Linked DNA regions of Homo sapiens: region 2 is linked to region 1. The links are chromatin loops, found by intact Hi-C in ENCODE. Cell type or tissue: endothelial cell of umbilical vein. All regions are shown on one strand. Each heading gives the region's core, and the rest is flanking DNA. Links, peaks and the distances in the headings are about the cores only.

The links. Hi-C counts contacts between places; a loop is a spot of excess contacts. Peaks named below come from ENCODE experiments on the same cell type or tissue, not always from the same donor. Only the 100,000 strongest peaks of a DNase experiment are listed, where the experiment ranks them.
Region 2: it touches region 1 in a loop (2.0-fold over the local background); 19 of 110 quality-filtered maps call a loop at or near these places.

What each region holds. Positions count from the first base shown.
Region 1 is chr5:179,790,305-179,800,184 of GRCh38, reverse strand. LTC4S (leukotriene C4 synthase) reads right to left here and starts at 6,199. Exons shown (of 5, transcript NM_145867.2): 1 at 6,047-6,199; 2 at 4,502-4,601; 3 at 4,329-4,399; 4 at 4,163-4,244; 5 at 3,538-3,932. The coding sequence starts at 6,104. The coding sequence ends at 3,791. It overlaps MGAT4B (alpha-1,3-mannosyl-glycoprotein 4-beta-N-acetylglucosaminyltransferase B), which reads left to right. Exons shown (of 15, transcript NM_014275.5): 7 at 1; 8 at 117-231; 9 at 549-679; 10 at 875-982; 11 at 1,064-1,257; 12 at 1,594-1,672; 13 at 1,751-1,838; 14 at 1,908-2,020; 15 at 2,117-2,575. The coding sequence ends at 2,140. MIR1229 (microRNA 1229) reads left to right here and starts at 1,839; the gene lies at 1,839-1,907. RefSeq lists silencers at 3,559-3,770, 3,615-3,774, 3,795-3,844, 3,885-4,594, 6,140-6,209 and enhancers at 4,404-5,076, 6,560-6,709, 6,730-6,809, 6,384-7,011. In endothelial cell of umbilical vein, for the core only: a CTCF peak has its summit at 3,872; DNase peaks (open chromatin) are centred at 3,854 and 6,314; H3K4me3 peaks cover 1,388 bases.
Region 2 is chr5:179,663,297-179,673,176 of GRCh38, reverse strand. All of the region lies in intron 2 of LOC105377763 (a long non-coding RNA gene), which reads right to left. Among named protein-coding and RNA genes, the nearest start is that of CBY3, 13 kb to the left of the region's middle. In endothelial cell of umbilical vein, for the core only: a CTCF peak has its summit at 4,556; a DNase peak (open chromatin) is centred at 4,576.

The sequences.
Region 1 (9,880 bases), core at 811-8,810:
GGTCAGCCCCAAGCCCTGCGTTGCCCTGCCCTGCCCTGCGCCGCCCTGCCCTGCGATGGGTCTGGTCCATCTGGGTGCCCTTCCTCAGCCCCAGCCCCTCTCTGCTCACCTCGCAGCTGGAGGATGACATCGTGGCCAAGCCCAACTACCTGAGCACCATGAAGAACTTTGCACTGCAGCAGCCTTCAGAGGACTGGATGATCCTGGAGTTCTCCCAGCTGGGCTTCATTGGTGTGCCCCTCCCCTTACCTGACGGTGCCTTTCAGTCCCACCTGCCTCTGCCATCCTCTCTCCCAGTCCCACTGTGTCCACTGTGAGCCTTTGCCCAGGTGGGCCCTGCCTGGTGTGCGTGCTACAGCCCCACCTGGCCTGTTCTCATTGCCTGTGCATCAGACATGTCTGCCCTCATCACCTGTCTGCCTCCCTGCCCCGTTATGCCCACACCTGCCTGAAGCCTGCCCCTGGGTTTGCTGTGGGACTCGGGGGCCGCTGCAGGGAGAAAGGAAGTAGGCAGAGCAGCACTGCCCACTCAGGCCCCTCCCCACCAGGTAAGATGTTCAAGTCGCTGGACCTGAGCCTGATTGTAGAGTTCATTCTCATGTTCTACCGGGACAAGCCCATCGACTGGCTCCTGGACCATATTCTGTGGGTGAAAGTCTGCAACCCCGAGAAGGATGCGGTGAGCAAGAGCTGGCGGGACTGGCAGGGGCAGGGCCAAGGGGCAGGCAGCCTCCACCCCAAACTGTGTCCCTGTCCTTGCATCTGCTCACATAGAGCACTGTCAGCTGTGGGAGGGCCCTGGTAGTCCCCAGGAGAGGCCGTGTTGAGGAAGGAGGGCTAAGCCGAGCCCTGGGGTGTTGCCCACCCTCCACAGAAGCACTGTGACCGGCAGAAAGCCAACCTGCGGATCCGCTTCAAACCGTCCCTCTTCCAGCACGTGGGCACTCACTCCTCGCTGGCTGGCAAGATCCAGAAACTGAAGGTGGGCTGCACTGCACGCTCTCCCTAGGCCGGGATCAAGGTCGGGGCCCACGCCATCACTGCTGTCCCTCCTCCGCTGCAGGACAAAGACTTTGGAAAGCAGGCGCTGCGGAAGGAGCATGTGAACCCGCCAGCAGAGGTGAGCACGAGCCTGAAGACATACCAGCACTTCACCCTGGAGAAAGCCTACCTGCGCGAGGACTTCTTCTGGGCCTTCACCCCTGCCGCGGGGGACTTCATCCGCTTCCGCTTCTTCCAACCTCTAAGACTGGAGCGGTCAGTGCCAGCACCATGGGTCTGCGATGGGGGCGGGGCTGGGTGGCCCCCAGGGTGTAGGCTTCACCGGCAAGTTATCCTCACGTTCTTCAGTTTCCGCATCTGAAGTGGGCCTCGTAATGGTAGCTACCTTGTGAGGACTAAGTCAGGCAGCCCCTAGGAGCTCAGGGATGTTTCCTGTCACCATCCTCCCAGAGGAAGGCCCTGGTCTCTTTGCACAGCCTGACAGCTGCCTGGGGGGCCCTCCTGGCGCAGGCCTGGCCTTTCTCTGCTGGGCCCTGGGTGCTGTGCTGGAACGCTGCCCCTGCAGCAGCTCACAGGCCTGCCTGGCTGCAGGTTCTTCTTCCGCAGTGGGAACATCGAGCACCCGGAGGACAAGCTCTTCAACACGTCTGTGGAGGTGCTGCCCTTCGACGTAAGTTCGGTGGGTGTGGTGTGCACTGAAGCCGGGCCTCCTGTGACCACCTGCCTCAGCCCTTGATTCTGCCCCCAGAACCCTCAGTCAGACAAGGAGGCCCTGCAGGAGGGCCGCACCGCCACCCTCCGGTACCCTCGGAGCCCCGACGGCTACCTCCAGATCGGTGGGTAGGGTTTGGGGGAGAGCGTGGGCTGGGGTTCAGGGACACCCTCTCACCACTGCCCTCCCACAGGCTCCTTCTACAAGGGAGTGGCAGAGGGAGAGGTGGACCCAGCCTTCGGCCCTCTGGAAGCACTGCGCCTCTCGATCCAGACGGACTCCCCTGTGTGGGTGATTCTGAGCGAGGTGAGGCTGGGCAGGGCCAGGCCAGGCACGGGGAGCAGCCAGGGAGACCCTGGCGGAGCTCAGAGGCCCTGCTGACCCTGGGTCCGGCTCTTCCAGATCTTCCTGAAAAAGGCCGACTAAGCTGCGGGCTTCTGAGGGTACCCTGTGGCCAGCCCTGAAGCCCACATTTCTGGGGGTGTCGTCACTGCCGTCCCCGGAGGGCCAGATACGGCCCCGCCCAAAGGGTTCTGCCTGGCGTCGGGCTTGGGCCGGCCTGGGGTCCGCCGCTGGCCCGGAGGCCCTAGGAGCTGGTGCTGCCCCCGCCCGCCGGGCCGCGGAGGAGGCAGGCGGCCCCCACACTGTGCCTGAGGCCCGGAACCGTTCGCACCCGGCCTGCCCCAGTCAGGCCGTTTTAGAAGAGCTTTTACTTGGGCGCCCGCCGTCTCTGGCGCGAACACTGGAATGCATATACTACTTTATGTGCTGTGTTTTTTATTCTTGGATACATTTGATTTTTTCACGTAAGTCCACATATACTTCTATAAGAGCGTGACTTGTAATAAAGGGTTAATGAAGTGTGTGCCTCAAATGTGAGCGCCCTGGGCATCTCCCTCTGCCCCTGCGGTTGGCTTCATTTGGTCTGTGCCCCAACATGCCAACTAAGCCTGGCACTGGGCCTCCCCAGCCAGCATCAGCAGCGACCTTTCCCTGCTAAGTCAAGGAGCCAGCCTGGCCTGCAGGCGCGGGGTCCAGCCCCTGGCTGTGCAGCTGCAGTGCCACCTCGGCGCCAGCGTACCCCCCTTCCTAGGATCAGGCCGCAAAGTCTGTCACTGGTGAAACCAGCTCAGAATCTGGGACCACAATGCCTATAGCAGGTCCCCCGAATGTCTCCCCCATGTCCAAGGCCTGCGATGAGGCCTTCCCTTAGCTCCTCAAGCTGAAGGCATTTCCCAGCCTCCTTGTTCCCCTCCGTGTGTCTCAGCTTGGTCCTCATCCTGGGTCCCCGACACTCCTCTGGCACATTAGGGTCTCCCGCTCACCTCAGGGCCTTTGCACACACTGTTGCCCCTCCTTGGAAAGCTCTCCTTTCTCCGTTTCTCCTGCATACTTGGCTAAAAGTCACTTCTTTGTTTCTGTGGGCCTCCCCTGGATCCCCAAGGCTTCTGGACATTTCCTTGAGACCGCCTGTCACTGACTCACTTCGTTCCCATGGTGCCCGCAGCTCTGCGGACCTCGGAGGGCTGCCCTGAACACCTACAGTTAACGAGGGGGATCCAGTGCTGACCAAAAGAAAAACCCCTGCCCTCACCTGGGGAGAGAGCCACAGGCTCTATCTAGTGTCAGCTGTGAAGGCCAGGGGACGAGGGACTGCGGCGGCTGAGAGTCGAGGGAAGGCCCCTGAGGAGGGGGACCGGTGAGGAGACCGCTGAGCGCTAGGAGGGTGAACCCCGGCAGGACTGGGCGGCCTTGTGACCCCGAGGCTGAGTAGGGAGTGGGGTAGGAGGTGAAGACCGGATCCAGTCCCGCCCCAGGGGGAGGGCTCGTTCCTTCGCAGCCACTCTCACGCCGCCACTAGGAAGCCCGCCCCGGGCTGCCCGGACTCGGGCTGGGCCCCTCCAGGCTCCGTAGCCCGCGGTGCGCCACCCCCGCGGACCCAGAGAACGCAGCCCGGGTCTCGGTCACTAGAACTTTAATGATAGAGACTAGGATGCGGAAGCGAGCGCCCCTCCCCGGGGCAGCTGGAGGCTCCGGCTCTTCTTTCCCGGCTCCGTCGGCCCGGGGGCCTTGGTCTCAGGCCCACGGCAGCAGCGTCCGGAGCCGTCCGAGGAGCGCGGCGCGCAGCGCGGCCGGGAGGAAGTGGGCGAGCAGGCCGAGCGCAGCCAGCGCCACCAGCAGCCAGAGGGCGCGCGCGCTCGCGTACAGCGGTGCCAGCCTGCGGGCGGCGGTCAGCGGGGAGGTGGCGCGAGGAGGCCCGCTTCTTCCCCGCCGCAACCCTGGCCCCACGGGGACTTCCTCTGGCCGCCGCCAGGGCTCGCCCACCGAATCCCCAAAGGCGCTGGGCTCCGGCCCGTCGCCCGCCCCCAGCTTCGGTCCCGCTCCCCAGGAGCCCCGCCCGCCCGCGATCTTTCCCCGGCCCCGCCCCGCTCCCCGCCCGGCCCTCACCTGAGCTGCGCGGAGCGCGCGTAGCCCTGGAAGTAGCGGAGGCGCGCGAACAGGTAGACCAGGCCGCACAGGGCCGCCGCCCCTGCGAGAGGTACGCACGGGCCTGGTGAGCGCCCTGCGCGGGTCCCGGGGGTCCAGCGCGTGCGCCCCTGCCCCACACCCCGACCTTCATGAAAGAAGATGCCGGCGACCCAGAGCGTGGCGAGGAACAGCGGGAAGTACTCGCTGCAGTTCACCCTGCGGTGGGCGGGTGGGATGAGCGCGCCGGCCGGGATGGTCCTGCGACCCGGACCCGCCTGGGGCTCGCTCCCCGCCCCGCGCCCTCCCGCCGCGCCTCACTGGGCTCGGTAGACGCGCTCGAACTCGGGTGGGCCGGTGGTGAGCGGCGGCGACACGCGGAAGGCCCTGCGCGCCGAGATCACCTGCAGGGAGAAGTAGGCTGGGGGAGGAGGGGGAGCGGGAGTCAGGTCTGGACACCCGAAGCCCCAGAGATGGGAGTGGGAGGGATCCTGCAATCTGGCCCTTCACTTGGCCGTGTCCTCTCCTCCCTAAGGCGGAACCCCGCCCCCTCCCCGCCCGAGGAGACCTCTCGTCTCACCCATCCCTGGCCTGCCCTGTGTCCCTGACATTCAGCGAGGAGGGCAGGGCTGAAGCCTGGGGCGCAGAGAGGCCCTGTCCCAACCTGTGAGTGTATGGGGGAGGGTGAGTGATTCAGGCACAGGGACACCTGCTCCGCGAGAGAGACCACTTGAGTCCTTGTTTCTGAATCATTTCACTCTCAAAACACAGGCAAATGCAGCTTTCAGGTCCCTGGCCAGGAAGTGCCTCGGGAGTCTGAGGGCAGAGCTGGCTGCATCCTCCCAGGTGCAAGGAAGCACACTCCCTGTAGCTAACAGTCCCTGGTCACCCACCTACCAGCGCCCACCAGCAGGGCCCTCTGACCCTGCCTCAGGCCGGGATCACTAAAGCCTGCGTCCCTGTGCCTCCAAACCTCAGTTTCTCTGTTCCTGCATTCCGGTCCCAGGCCTAAATCTGACAGACACCTTCTCTCCTGCTCCCAGGAGGTTGCAGCTGGGACTCTCCTAGCCTAACCCCAGGACCCCAGGGCTGGGGTAGTTGCAGAGGGTGGGCTGGCCCTAAAGTTTCTCTGTGGGCAGGAGCCCTTCTCTTGGTCAGGTGAGGCCAGGCCAGACCACACACAGACCAGTGCTGGCTGTGCGCTCCCTCCCCAGACCTCCCGTCGGACCATCTCCCCCTGAGTCCTGCAGCCCTGGCACCTTTGGTTCTGGGCCCTCTGCAGATGGGTGTCACAGGGTGGCCATCCAGCTCAGTGCAGGAGCAGCTGGAGGTCAGGCTGGCCTGTCTGTTCAGCCCCTTCAGAGCCCCCTCCCCAGGCTGTGCCTTATCCTAGCCCACACACTGTGGAGTAGTGGTGTCTCTTAGGTGGCAAGGATATCTGGCCAAGGAATGTGTCCTTTAGGGCCAGTCTGAGAAAGGCATTAAGCAGGCTCTTTTTAGGGGGCTGGAGGAAGGAGTCCCACCTCTACCCTGCTCCACGTGGTCCCAGTATGGAGGTGCCTTTGAAGCAGAGCCAGGGAATGGGGGCCGCTTGCTGGGACGCCCAGAGAGGGGACAGCTGGAAAGAGCAGAGATCAGCTTCCCCAAGCCCATGGCTATCCTACCATTTGTCCTGGCACCCTTGCCACCCCCAAGTCCTACAGCTCTCACAGCCAGGTGCCCCCCAGTTCCCTGAAAGTCCCCACCCTCTTCCAGCTTGGGCCTGGGCTGGAGTCCCCACCTCTGCCCTCCACCTGGGCCTAGGGGGCAGAGGGCAAGCTGTAGGGATCTAAGGCCCACCCTCTTCCTAGATAGGAACCAGCCCACCTTGCAGCAGGACTCCCAGGAGGGTGACAGCAGCCAGTAGAGCTACCTCGTCCTTCATGGTACCGTCGGTGTGGTGGCACGGGCTGTGTGTGAAGGCGAGCTGGGGAACGCTTAGCCCCGTCTGCTGCTCAGAGGACGGCCCAGGAGAGGAAGAGCAGCCTCGGTGCTCTCCCCGCCCCATCTCAGTGGAGGGGGTGCACGGGGGTGTGACCATACCACACAGAGCCAGGGAGCCAGGCCAAGCCAGCAGGGAGGAAACCAAAGTCTGGGCAGGGGAGAGCAGCTAGCTGGAGACCGCCTCACCACTTCCTGCTTGTTCGTGCCCCTTCCTTGCCTAGTCCCGCGTGGCAGAGCCCAAGCTGTCCATCTGGGTCAGCTCCAGCTGTGGGTGTGCCCCCTGCTGCACCACCCCACTTTCTCCAGGGCCTTGCAGACCCCCACATCATGCTGGAGCCAGCCCCAGGCTCCCGGCTAACTCCTCCACCCACCTTATCTGTTCCCTGTCCCCATCCAGGCTGTTCCTGGCAACCCCTGCCAAACCCTCCTCTGCGGAAGCCCTTCCCAGTGCCTTTGGCTTCAGAATGGAGTCCCAGCGCCCCCCCAGCCACACTGGGCCCCACAAGCTCTTTCTCCTTCAGGAAACCTCATGCCTGCCAGCCTTAGTCGTTGTAGGGGTTCCATGCACAAGGGCCACCCTGCCAGGAGGAAACCTGTCCAAGGCCCCCTGGGTGGCGGGAGGGTCAGCCCTTGTGGGCCATCCCTCTCCCAGGCCTCTCTTGGGCCTCCCACAACAGTCACCTGCTGTGTCTTTCTGCCCCGCAGCCCTCTTGCCTCAAGGTAACAACCCTCCACCACCTTCCTAGACGGCTGCCCTCCCCACACTCAGGCCCTGTGGTCTGGACAGTGCTGACTCCTGCCCCTTCCAGGCCTGTGAGATGGACACTGAGCCAAGGCTGACTCAAGATGGTGAGATGTAGTTCTGGAAACTTCCTTAGGACTTTGGGACAGGAAACTCAGAGTGGGGAGGGGGACTACGGCGGGCCACCCTGAGGACAGAGCCCACGCAGGGCCAGGTGGAGAGGAAAGGTGGCACCCGAGGACTCCTGCCTGGAGTTCTGGGTGTCTCCCTCGCCCCGCCTGGAGCGCCCCCGGCCGCCCCCCTCGCCCTGCCTGGAGTGCCCCTGGCCGCCAGCCTTCCCAGTTGGGCCTAACGGTCACTTCCTCTTTTGGCTTGAGTGGGTTTGCGGTGGCTTTTGGTCAGAAGTGGCAAAGTCCAGACTGACCCAGAAGCACGGGCAGGAGCTGGGGGAGGCCACAGGCCGTGCTGCAGGGGTCGGGCCGCATGGTTCTGCCCTCGCACCTGGTCCTTCCTTGCTGCCCCAAGCTCAGCTCCAGCCTGAGGCTCGGAGCCTGTTGGGCTCTCTCAGAATCCCTTCTTCCTCCTCTGGGTATCGCCCCTGCCCCCGGAAACCAGATATGCCCCAGCTGGGGGCTCTGTGAGCTCCTCCAGGGCAGGGGCCAGGGCTCAGGCCCGGCCCCTGCTTTAGACCAAGCTGTGACAGTCATCTTGGGGCTCAGTGATGGAGGACTGCCTCCTAGATCCCGGACACAGATGTAGTGCCAGGGAGCGATGGTGGCCGCGTCCTCAGACTCTGCCCACTCAGCCTCCTTCCTCCCTGAAACCTGCCCCACAGGGCCTGCCTGAAGGGTGGGATGCAGCCCACCACGCAGGGGTTGACGCTGGTGCCAGTGGGCTGTGCCCAGGGTGTCTGTGTGCACCACGCATACATACCTGCATGCCCCTTGGTCAGTTGTCACACACCCATGTCTCTGTGCTTGTGGGTGTCCAAGTGTCTTCGTGAGTCCAGGCCCTCCTGTCAGCCAAGCTCTCATTTCCTCCAAGGCCTGAATGTCCTCCCGTCGGAGTTCATCCCCTCAGTCCACAGCAGGAAGCCAAAGCCTAACATCAGCAGCTTCTGAGGAAGTCCCTTGGCAGATGTGCAGGGCAGGGACCTGGGTCTTGGCCCCGGGAGCCCTCCCCGGGTCTCTTGGTTCCCACCTCCCTCCCTCTGAGCCTGCCCAGGCTGTCAGGGCCCTGCCTGGGCTCAAGCCAGCTCAAGCTGACAGGAGGGCCAGCCAAGCCCCCACCCCTGCTCGGGCCACCCAGCTTCCATCTTCCTGTCTAGCTCTGGAGGCACCAGCATCAGGAGGGAAGCGAAAGCTCCTCCCTGAGCCTCCACAGAGCCCTAAGGAGTCTCTGATGCCCACTCACCAGGACCTCTGGGCGGCAGAAAGGCCGGCAGAACCATTGCACAGAGAAGAAATCAGAACTTCTGTGGAGTGGATCATAGGCAGTGCACAACTCAGACCCTGAGCTTGAACAAGAAAGTTTATTTAGAAATTATTTTATATTTGAGACAGGATCGTGCTCTGTTGCCCAGGCTGGAGTGCAGTGGCTCAACATGCCTCACTGCATCCTCAAACTCCCGGGCTCAAGCAATCCTCCCACCTCAAGCCTCTCAAGTAGCTGGGACCACAGGCTCTAATTTTTTTTTTTTTTTTCCAGAGATGGAGTCTTGCTATGTTGCAGGCTGGTCTCAAACTCCTGGGCTGAAGTGATCCTCTGCCTCAGCCTCCCAAAGTGCTGGGATTACAGGCATGAGCCACCATGCTTGGCTGAAATTATTTTAGACTTACAAAAAAGTTGCAAAAATCTACAGTCTCGGCCAGGCGCGGTGGCTCATGCCTGTAATCCCAACACTTTAGGAGGCTAAGGTGGGCGGATTACCTGAAGTTAGGAGTTTGAGGTCAGCCTGGCCAACATGGTGAAACCCCATCTCTACTAAAAATACAAAAATTAGTCAGGCGTGGTAGCAGGCACCTATAATCCCAGCCACTTGGGAGGCTGAGAGAGGAGAATTGCTTGAACCCAGGAGGCAGAGGATGCAGTGAGCCAAGATCACACCTGAGCGACGGAGCGAGACTGTGTCTCAAAAAAAAAAAAAAAAAAAAAAAAAAAAAAAAAAAAAAAAAAAAAACTTGTATAACCAAAATTCAGTTATAAACCAAGAGATTTCCATTGATACAAGTTAGTAATCAAGTATTTTACGGATCTTATTCAAGTTTCACCAACTGTCCTACTGGAATAGTACAAAGACCTCAAAAACTTTATGCTAAATTGTGCCAGGCTGGGCATGGTGGCTAACGCCTGTAATCCCAGCACTTTGGGAGGCCGAGGTTGTGGACCACCTGAGGTCGGGAGTTCAAGACCAGCCTGACCAACATGGAGAAACCCTGTCTCTACTAAAAATACAAAATTAGCCGGGCATGGTGGTGCATGCCTGTAATCCCAGCTACTCCGGAGGCTGAGGCAGGAGAATTGCTTGAACCCAGGAGACAGAGGTTGCAGTGAGCCAAGATCGCGCCATTGCACTCCAGCCTGGGCAACAAGAGCGAAACTCCGTCTCCAACAAAAAAAAAAAAGAAAAGAAAAGAAAAAAAAAAAAAGGCACAGAGAGGGCCAGGCGCGGTGGCTCACGCCTGTACTCCCAGCACGAGGTGGGCAGGTCACGAGGTCAGGAGATCGAGACCATCCTGGCTAACACGGTGAAACGCCGTCTATACTAAAAAATACAAAAAATTAGCCGGGGGTGGCGGTGGACGCCTGTAGTCCCAGCTACTCTGGAGGCTGAGGCAGGAGAATGACGTGAACCAGGGAGGCGGAGCTTGCAGTCAGCCGAGATCGCGCCACTGCACTCCAGCCTGGGCAACAGAGCTAGACTCCGTCTCAAAAATAAAAAAATAGAAAAATTAAACCATAGACTTAGAGAAAAC
Region 2 (9,880 bases), core at 1,279-9,278, 130 kb after region 1:
TGCAGTGAGCCGAGATCGCACCACTGCGCTCCAGCCTGGGCGACAGTGAGACTCCATCTCAAAAAAAAAAAAAAAGAAGAAGAAAGGAAAAAAAAGTCCAGGCGTGGTGGATCATGCCTGTAATCCCAACACTTTGGGAGGCCAAGGCGGGCAGATCACTTGAGGTCAGGAGTTTCAGAGCCACCTGGCCAATATGGTAAAACCCCGTCTCTACTGAAAATACAAAAATTAGCCAGGCATCGCCGGGCATGGTGGCTCACACCTGTAATCCCAGCACTTTGGGAGGCTGAGGCAGACAGATCATGAGGTCAGGAGTTCAAGACCAGCCTGAGCAATATGGTGAAACCCCATCTCTACTAAAAATACAAAAATTAGCTGGGTGTGGTGGCACCCGCCTCTAGTCCCAGCTACTCAGGAGGCTGAGGCAGGAGAATCGCCTGAACCTGGGAGGCAGAGGTTGCAGTGAGCCGAGATTGCACGAGATTGCGCCACTGCACTCCAGTCTGGGTGACAGAGCCAGACTCTGTCTCAAAAAAAAAAAAAAAAAAAAAAAAAATTAGCCAGGCATGGTGGTGTGTGCCTGTAGTCCAAGCTACTCGGGAGGCTGAGGCGAGAGAATCGCTTGAACCTGGGAGGCAGAGGTTGCAGTGAGCTGAGATCATGCCACTGCATTCCAGCCTGGGTGACAGAGTGAGACTGCATCTCAAAAAAAAAAAAAAAAAAAAGGCCAGGCATGGTGGCTCACGCCTGTAATCCCAACACTTTGGGAGGCTGAGGTGGGCGGATCACGAGATCAGGAGATGGAGACCATCCTGGCTAACACTGTGAAACCCCGTCTACTAAAAATACAAAAATTAGCCGGGTGTGGTAGCACGCGCCTGTAGAAGCTACTTGGGAGTTTAAGGCAGGAGAATCGCTTGAACCTGGGAGGCGGAGGTTGCAGTGAGCCGAGATCGCACCACTGCACTCCAGCCTAGGCGACAGAGCGAGACTCCGTCTAAAGAAAAAAAAAAAAAAAAAGGAAGAAGAGATGAGGGGGTCTCACTACGTTATGTTGCCCAGGCTGGTCTCGAACTCCTGGGCTCAAGTGATCCTCTCACCTTGGCCTTCTAAAGTAGTGGGATTACAGGCATGAGCCACTGCACCTGGTCTACCTTGAACTTCAGATTTCTCACGTCCCACTGTCCCCCGCCTGCCCTTGTCAAGGATGCTGTGCCCTCCCTGTGGTTAAGGCTTCTGCCTAGTTTTCTATCCTCATCGCAGTGCATCAGCAGCGTCTCGTGAGTTGACCCCTCCTCCTTGAAACCCTGGCTTCACTTGGTTTCTAGGGCACCATGCTCTTCTCATTTCCCTCTGATTTACCTCACAGGTGTGCCCTCCCAGTGTCTTGCCAGTTTCATTCACTCTCATTTCTTTGAGGTATGTGCACAATGTATCCTCCCTTCCCACTTCATGTTTTCTTTTGTTTTTTTTTTTTTTTTTTTGAGACGGAGTCTCGCTCTGTCGCCCAGGCTGGAGTGCAGTGGTGTGATCTCGGCTCACTGCAAGCTCCACCTCCGGGTTCACGCCATTCTCCTGCTTCAGCCTCCTGAGTAGCTAGGACTACAGGCGCCCGCCACCACGTCCAGCTAATTTTTTTTTTGTATTTTTAGTAGAGACGGGTTTCACTGTGTTAGCCAGGATGGTCTCCATCTCCTGATCTCGTGACCCGCCTGCCTCAGCCTCCCGAAGTGTTGGGATTACAGGCGTGAGCCACCACGCCTGGCCCTTTTTTTTTTTTTTTTTTTGAGATGCAGTCTCACTCTGTCACCCAGGCTGGAATGCAGTGGCATGATCTCAGCTCACTGCAACTTCTGCCTCCTGGATTGCAGCAATTCTCCTGCCTCAGCCTCCTGACTAGCTGGGATTACAGGTGTCCGCCACCATGCCCAGCTGATTTTTGTATTTTTGGTAGAGATGGGGTTTCACCATGTTGGCCAGGCTGGTTTTGAACCCCTTATCTCAGGTGATCCACCCACCTCGACCTCCCAGAGTACTGGGATTACAGGTGTGAGCCACCGTGCCTGGCCCCCACTTCTTGTTTCTAGCACCCATTAACACTTGACCTACTACATATTGTATTTATTCTTAGTCTCCTCCAACTAAAACATAAGCTCTATGGGGTTTGTTGTTCTGTTCCCGCCTGTATCTCAGTGTGGAGAAGTGCTCCCCACTTATTTGGCCCTCTCCAAATAGTTGTATTGCTATTTTTATTTTTATTTTTTTATTTATTTTGAGATGGAGTCTCACTTTGTCGCCCAGGCTGGAGTGCAGTGGCACAATTTCAGCTCACTCCAACCTTCGCCTCCCAGGTTCAAGCTATTCTCCTGCCTCAGCCTCCCAAGTATCTGGGACTGCAGGCACACACTACCATGCTGGACTAATTTTTGTATTTTTAGTAGAGACGGGGTTTCACCATATTGGTCAGGCTGGTCTCGAACTCCTGACCTCATAATCCACCCGTCTCAGCCTCCCAAAGTGCTGGGATTACCGGCGTGAGCCACCGCGCCCAGCCTATTTTTTCTTTGAGACGTAGTCTCACTCTGTTGCCCAAGCTGGAGTGCAGTGGCGCAATCTCGGCTTACTGCAACCTCTGCCTCCCGAGTTCAAGTGATTCTCCTACCTCAGCCTCCCAAGTAGCTAGGATTACAGGTCTGCACGACCACGATTGGCTAATTTTTGTGTTTTTAGCAGAGGTGGGGTTTTGCCATGTTGACCGGGCTGGTCTCAAACTCCTGACCTCAACTGATCCGCCCACCTTGGCCACCAAAGTGCTGGGATTACAGGCGTGAGGCACGATGCTTGGACCTCTCCAAGTACTTCTAGAATGAACAAAGCTCCACAAGAGATAGGCACCTGAATCCAGAGGAGCAGATACTGCTTAGCCATTGTCACAGATTTCTGCACCCTTAGGAGGCAGGAGAGGTGTCCAGGATGCTGTTGGGACTTCTGGTTATATCTGGTCAGCCCTGCTCTGACTGAAGCTGCAGCTGTGGCTCATGGTTCTGTACCCTGGGTCACTCTTCCCAATCTCTCTCCCCATGTTGACCAGGCTGGTCTCAAACTCCTGGCCTCAACTGATTCACCCACCTTGGCCCCCAGAGTGCTGGGATTATAGGCATGGAATTACATGGATTACAGTTTCCTGGAATGTCCCAAGTTAACTATGCCGAAGTTCCAGGATCAAGCTCTGTTTTTGTGAGGATTCAAGCTAAGGCAATGAGTAATAGAGGTAGCACTAGAAGACAGACCTAGCGATAGGAATCTAAAAGTAGATCACTTACCATTCGGAAGGCAACAAAGACACACACACACACACACACACAGTTGGTGATAACCTTGTGTCCTGAAGCATGAGACTCTTACCTGTGGTAGATAAGGAGATAGAAGTTGAAGAGAAAGCTTGGCTTATGCAGTAGCTTTGTCACTTGAAAGATGTGGAAGCAGCTGCTGTTGCAAGGATTATGGAGGTGGCTAGCTTTTCTAAATCACCTTAGCAGCTTTGAAGCAAGAGAATGAAAGATGCAGTTCAGCCTGCTATCTACTCAGAGTATGCTGTGAAAGGCAGGAACTCTCCCAAGACAACATGTAAAGAAAACCTTGCTTCCGTGGCCAGGAGGCAGAGCATGCTGAAAATGAGAACCAATATTTCATCACAAGAGCAGCAGAGCTGCAAAAGACACTTGTGCATCCTCAGCAGGTCTCCTGTACTAAAGTGGGGGCTTCTATTATTTTTATTTTTGTAGAGACGGGGATCTTGCTATGTTCCTCAGGCTGGTTTCGAACTCCTGGCCTCAACTGATCCACCTGCCATGGCCTCACAAACTTCTGGGATTACAGACATGAGCCACAGTAACCGGCCCATTGGGTGCTTTTAAAGGAATAAATGGGACTCTAGGCCTGACGTGGGATGTTTGGGTGGATGTACCAAAGAACCTTGAGCCCCCAGAGTCCCCTGAAGCATCCTGGCCAGCAGAAACTGCCTTCTTCCCATTGACAGAGGAGGACAGCTTCATCTAGCCTGGAGACAGTGCAGAGATCTCCCCGTTACAGGTGAGTACCCTGTAAGATAACACTAATCCTCCTCAAGATCCACCTCCTCTCATTGCCTCCAGACCAACAAGCAGGATCACATCTCAGCATAGCCCAAGCAGTGAAATATTTCCTACCCTAGGAGGAAATCACTCAGTCACCCAAAAAGTTGCAGGACCTGGGAGAACACTTGCGGGAGCGATCATGAGGGTACCAGATCCAGGTGGGGTACCAGATCCAGGCGGGGAGGGGGCAATAGAAGACCGGTGGGGCATTGATTGACAAGGGTGCATGCCCCAAGACTCAGGATTTAAAGTCCTGTCAAAGGACAGCTGGAGCTTGTCTTCACGCCAGACGGCTCCCGGAAGCTTGGACACCATAGTGGCCTACCATTAATGAGGTAGAGATGAAGGCTCAGGGAAGTGGGAATGTTAGAACGGATTTATTACATGAGACCAGAAGGTGTTTCATGGAGCTGCCCAGAGGAGGCGCTCTTCACTAAGGCAATGCAGAATGTGGACGTGAGGGGGCACTGGTGTCATAGAAAGCTGGTGGTGGCTGTGCTCTGTGGCTAGGAGATGCTGCCATGGAACTTGGCTCCTTAGTGTCTTGGGGATGACACGATTCTGGAATGGCATTTAACCATTCTGGATGGCAACATTTAACCCTCAGAAGCCAAGAGGGCTCTTATACTGTGTAGCAAGATTGGAATGGCAACTGTGGGAGGGGGAGTGCTTCTCAGGGATCTATGGCAATGATGATAATAGGTCATTGATGGGCAGCCAACCAAAGAAAGGGAGGCAGACAGTGACTGACAGAAAAGGTTGGGAACAAGGATGAGGGTCATGCTGCAGAGATCTGACAGTCTTCCGCTGACAGTGCCATACCCCTGTGGGAAAGACAGGAAAACCTCCAAATTAACTGAAATTCAGTTTCTACCACTACATTAGAGTGGCAGGTTTGACCTACAGATTGAATTACAGAAAGATATTTTAGGCCAGGTGCAGTGGCTCACGCCTGTAATCCCAGCCCTTTGGGAGGTTAAGGCAGGAAGATCGCTTGAAGCAAGAAGTTCAAGACCAGCCTGGGCAATATAATGAGACTCCCATCTCTACAAAAAGAAAATCAAAGAAAAAGAAATTTTGTTTTGTTTTTGAGAGAGTCTCGCTCTGTCACCCAGGCTGAAGTGCAGTGCTGTGATCTCAGCTCACTGCAACCTCCGCCTCCCAGATTCAAGTGATTCTCCTGCCTCAGCCTCCCAAGTAGCTGAGATTACAGGCACCCGCCACCACGCCTGGCTAATTTTTTGTATTTTTAGTAGAGACGGCATTTCACTGTGTTGGCCAGGATGGTCTCGATCTCCTGATCTCATGATCCACCTGCCTCGGCCTCCCAAAGTGCTGGGATCACAGATGTGAGCCACTGCGCCCAGCCAAAAGAAAAACATTTTAAAACCGTTTGAGAATGTGGAGTGAGCTATACCAGCCACAGGGACGAAGGAGGAGGCCAAGCAGTAAGAGATGCTAAGGAATGGCCTGTGGGGAAGTAAATGTGACGTATGCATCGGAAGCAGACTCAGCAAGCAGCAGTGACGAGACCAGGACCTCAACCTGCAGCTAGGCACTCTGAAGCCCCTAACACAGGTGACAGGTGGCGTCTGGGACTGTAACAAGTACCAGTAAAAATTGTCAGTGGCGGCCAGGAGCGGCAGCTCATGCCTGTAATCCCAGCACTTTGGGAGACGGAGGCGGGTGGATCACTTGAGGTCAGGAGTTCAAGACTAGCCTGGGCAACTTGGTGAAGCCCCATCTCTACTAAAAATACAAAAACTAGCTGGGCGAGGTGGCGCACACCTGTAGCCCCAGCAACTCGGGAGGCTGAGGCAGGAGAATCGCTTGAACCCGGGAGGCAGAGGTTGTAGTAAGACGAGATTACACCACTGCACCCCAGTCTGGGCAACAGAATGAGACTCGGTCTCAAAAAAAAAAAAATTGTCAGTGGCGATTGTGCAGGGATGGTTGTCCAAAATAGAATATTAGCCAGAAAAGCACAAGAAGCACAAATCTTTAGAGGAAAAACTGACCCTGCAAAGCCCAGAAGTCCTTGAGGCCGGGCGCAGTGGCTCATGTCTGTAATCCCAGCACTTTGGTAGGCTGAGGCGGGCAGATCGCCTGAGGTCAGGAGTTCAAGACCAGCCTGGCCAACATGATGAAACTCCATCTCTACTAAAAATACAAAAGTTAGCCGGGTGTTATGGCATCCACCTGTAGTCCCAGCTACTTGGGTGGCTGAGGCAGGAGAATCACTTGAACCCGGGAGGTGGAGGTTGCAGTGAGCCGAGATTGTGTCACTGCACTCCAGCCTGGGCGACAGTGCAAGACTCCATCTCAAAAAAACAAAAACAAACAACAACAACAACAAAAAACAGCCTGAGCAACATGGCCAGACTCCATCTTTACAAAAAAATTTTTTTAATTAGCCAGAGGTAGTGGCATGCACCTGTGGTCCCAGCTACTCTGGAGGCTGAGGCAGGAAAATCGCTTGAACCTGGGAGGTTGAGGCTGCAGTGAGCTATGATCACACCACTGCACTCCAGCCTGGGCAAAAGAGCAGGACTCTGTCTCAAAAAAATAAAAATAAAAGGTGCTTGAGAGAACGTGTGCAGGGTAAAAAGGGTGAAAAACATATGCGACTGTGCCACAGCCACAGGTCCCATGGAGGATCCATGCATTGGCCTTGTGTTGGCCAGGATGGAGCTGTGCCCTCCTTTCCGTAGGGGCCCCAGGGTGTCTGATTACAGCTGGCAGGGTGTTCTCCAGAAAGTTACCTGCCTGTCCCATGTCTGGCCAGGAGTACAGTGTTCACAACCACAGTCCCCACTTCTCTACTTTTCCTGCCTGCATCTTGCTTAGCTCCGAATGGCTTCCCACTATACACTTTAATCTTGCTCCTGCCAGACATGGTGGCACATAGCTGTGGTCCCAGCTACTTGGGAGCCTCAGATGGGAGGATGGCTCGAGCCCAAGAGTTCGAGCCTGCAGTGAGCCATGATTGTGCCCCTGTACTCCAGCCTGGGCAACCGAGCGAGACCCCATCTCTAATAAAAAAAAAAAAAGACCTAGCAATGTCCACACATCTAGCCGGTTCATCCTGTGACTGCAGGGTATTTCCCAGCGGGGGAGTGCCATGCTTTTCCTCTCTGCCTGATGGAAGGGGACAGTCAGGCTGGTCCCACTTTGGGGCCCTTTCATCACCCAGGCTCTGGTTCAAGGCATAGCCTAGCCCTCTCTCCTGGAGCTCCAGCTGGAGCAGCCACTGCTTCACTGGGCAGGAGGATGAGGGACATGAGAGGGTGGCCCCAAATCAGGGCTGATGATGGAGGTGGCCCCGGCAGGTCTCTGCTCTGACCTGGGGGCCTCATTTCTGCTCCTCAGCCCAGGTGGTGGCTCGATGAGCAGCATTACCACAGGTCTGGGGCCTGGATCTGGATCTCAGCCCGTCAGAAGTGTGAAAGCCACACAAGGAGCTCCTTGACCCTGCCATGGCGGTTGCCACAGCAATGCCTCCCTGGTCCCCTTTGCAGCTATGCAGAGAGATGGGGACATCAGTACCCTGCAGACAGAGGGGAAATGGCCTATGCAAACCCAGTACAAAGCATATTTTTAAACCTAGGGTAATAATTAACACTCGCCCGGCACAGTGGTGCCCACCTGTAGTCCTAGTCACTCTGAAGGCTGAGTCGGGAGGACCACTTGATCCCAGCAGTTTGAGGCTGCGGTAAGCTATGATTGCTATGAGCTACAAGCAAGACCCCATCTTAAAAACCCCAAAAAACCTTGCTCCTGCCTCAACCATCATCTCCAACACTTGTGTGTTGGTCTCAACTCTCCTATGACACTCTCGAGACAGTCCCACCCTTAATGATGCCCCTGGCCTGGGCAGTCTGGAAGCACCCCTTCTCTGCATGGCCTTGCTTGCTGCCTATGCTCACACATGTCAAAAAGAGGGTCCAGGCCAGGGGTGGTGGCTCATGCCTGTAATCCAAACATTTTGGGAGGCTGAGGTGGGCGGATCACTTGAGATCAGGAGTTCGAGACCATCCTGGCCAACATGGTGAAACCCCATCGCTATTAAAAATACAAAAATTAGCTGGGTGTGTTGGTGTGCACCTGTAATCCCAGCTACTTGGAAGGCTGAGGCAGAGAATCACTTGAACCCAGGAGGCAGAGGTTGCAGTGAGCTGAGATCGTACCACTTGCACTCCAGCCTGGGCGACACAGTGAGACTGTGTCTCAAAAAAAAAAAAAAAAAAAAAAAAAAAGGAAGGTCTAGATAACTTAGAAGCCTGGCCTAGTTCTTTCCCACGTGCACATGGGAAATGATGGCTGCAGAAGCCTGGTGGCCACTGGAGTGGACTGTGTAGGGACCAAAGGCCCATGACAGCCTGCTGGGTCTCCAGGAACAGTGGAAAGAAGGAAGCCTATGCTGAGACGGGATGGGCCTCGTGTGGGGCTGGGGAGCATGAGTGGCCCCAGGCTGGGCCTGCACAGGCTGCCCCTGGAGCCACAGAGCAAGGGCTTTGGCCCCTGCCACACTGGAAGCCATCGTCAGTGGTGTGTCTGCTGCTTTCTGTTCCCTCCTAAGATACCGCACATATAAAAACCTAACAATACTGTAATATCAAATACTTAGTCTATTTTCTCCCAGTCCTGTGTATGTCCTGAGAAGGGAAAGGCAGGTGGCAGGGGCAGTGGGAGCTGGGACTCGCAAACCTCAAGCCGACCTGTGGGGAGACAGAGATCAACCAGTCACAATGCGAGGTCTTCATTTGCCTCTTGATTCAAACAAACCTAACAAAACAGAACAACATATACCACCAACAAAGGCAACACATAAGACAACTGGAGAAGAGTGAAAATGGACCAAATATTTTTTTTTCTTTTTTTTGAGACAGAGTCTCATTCTGTCACCCAGGCTGGAGTGCAGTGGCGCAGTCTCGGTTCACTGCAACCTCCGCCTCCTGGGCTCAAGCTATTCTCCTGCCTCAGCCTCCCAAGTAGCCAGGAGTACAGGCGCACGCCACCACGCCCAGCTAATTTTTGTATTTTTTAGTAGAGATGGGGTTTCACTATATTGGCCAGGCTGGTCTCAAACTCCCGACCTCATGATCAGCTTGCCTCGGCCTCCAAAAGTGCTGGGATTACAGACATGAGCCACCGTCCCCAACTGGATCAAATATTTTCTATTGCAGTATTCTTAGATTTCTACTGCGGTATTGTTAGATGCATGCATGACATGTATAGATTAGGATTATAGGTTTTTTTTATCCTTATCTTTTGAAGATATTACTAGAGTGTTTACAGATAAAGGGATATGATGTCTGCCATTTGTTTCCAAGTAGTCTGGGAAGTCAGTAGAGAAAATGGGTGGGTCTATATAGGAAAAAATTTGGTCATCAATTATTATAGAAACTGGATGATGAGCACCTGTAATCCCAGCACTTTGGGAGGCCGAGGCAGGCGGATCACGAGGTCAGGAGATCGAGACCATCCTAGTCAACATGGTGAAGCCCCGTCTCTACTAAAAATACAAAAAAATGAGCTGGACGTGGTGGCAGGTGCCTGTAGTCCCAGCTACTCGGGAGGCTGAGGCAGGAGAATCGCTTGAATCCGGGAGATGGAGGTTGCAGTGAGCCCAGATAGCACCACTGCACTGTGGCGACAGAGCGAGACTCCATCTAAAAAAAAAACAAAAAGGAACTGGGTGATGAGTACATGAGGGTTTATAATACTGTTCTCACTAATTTTGT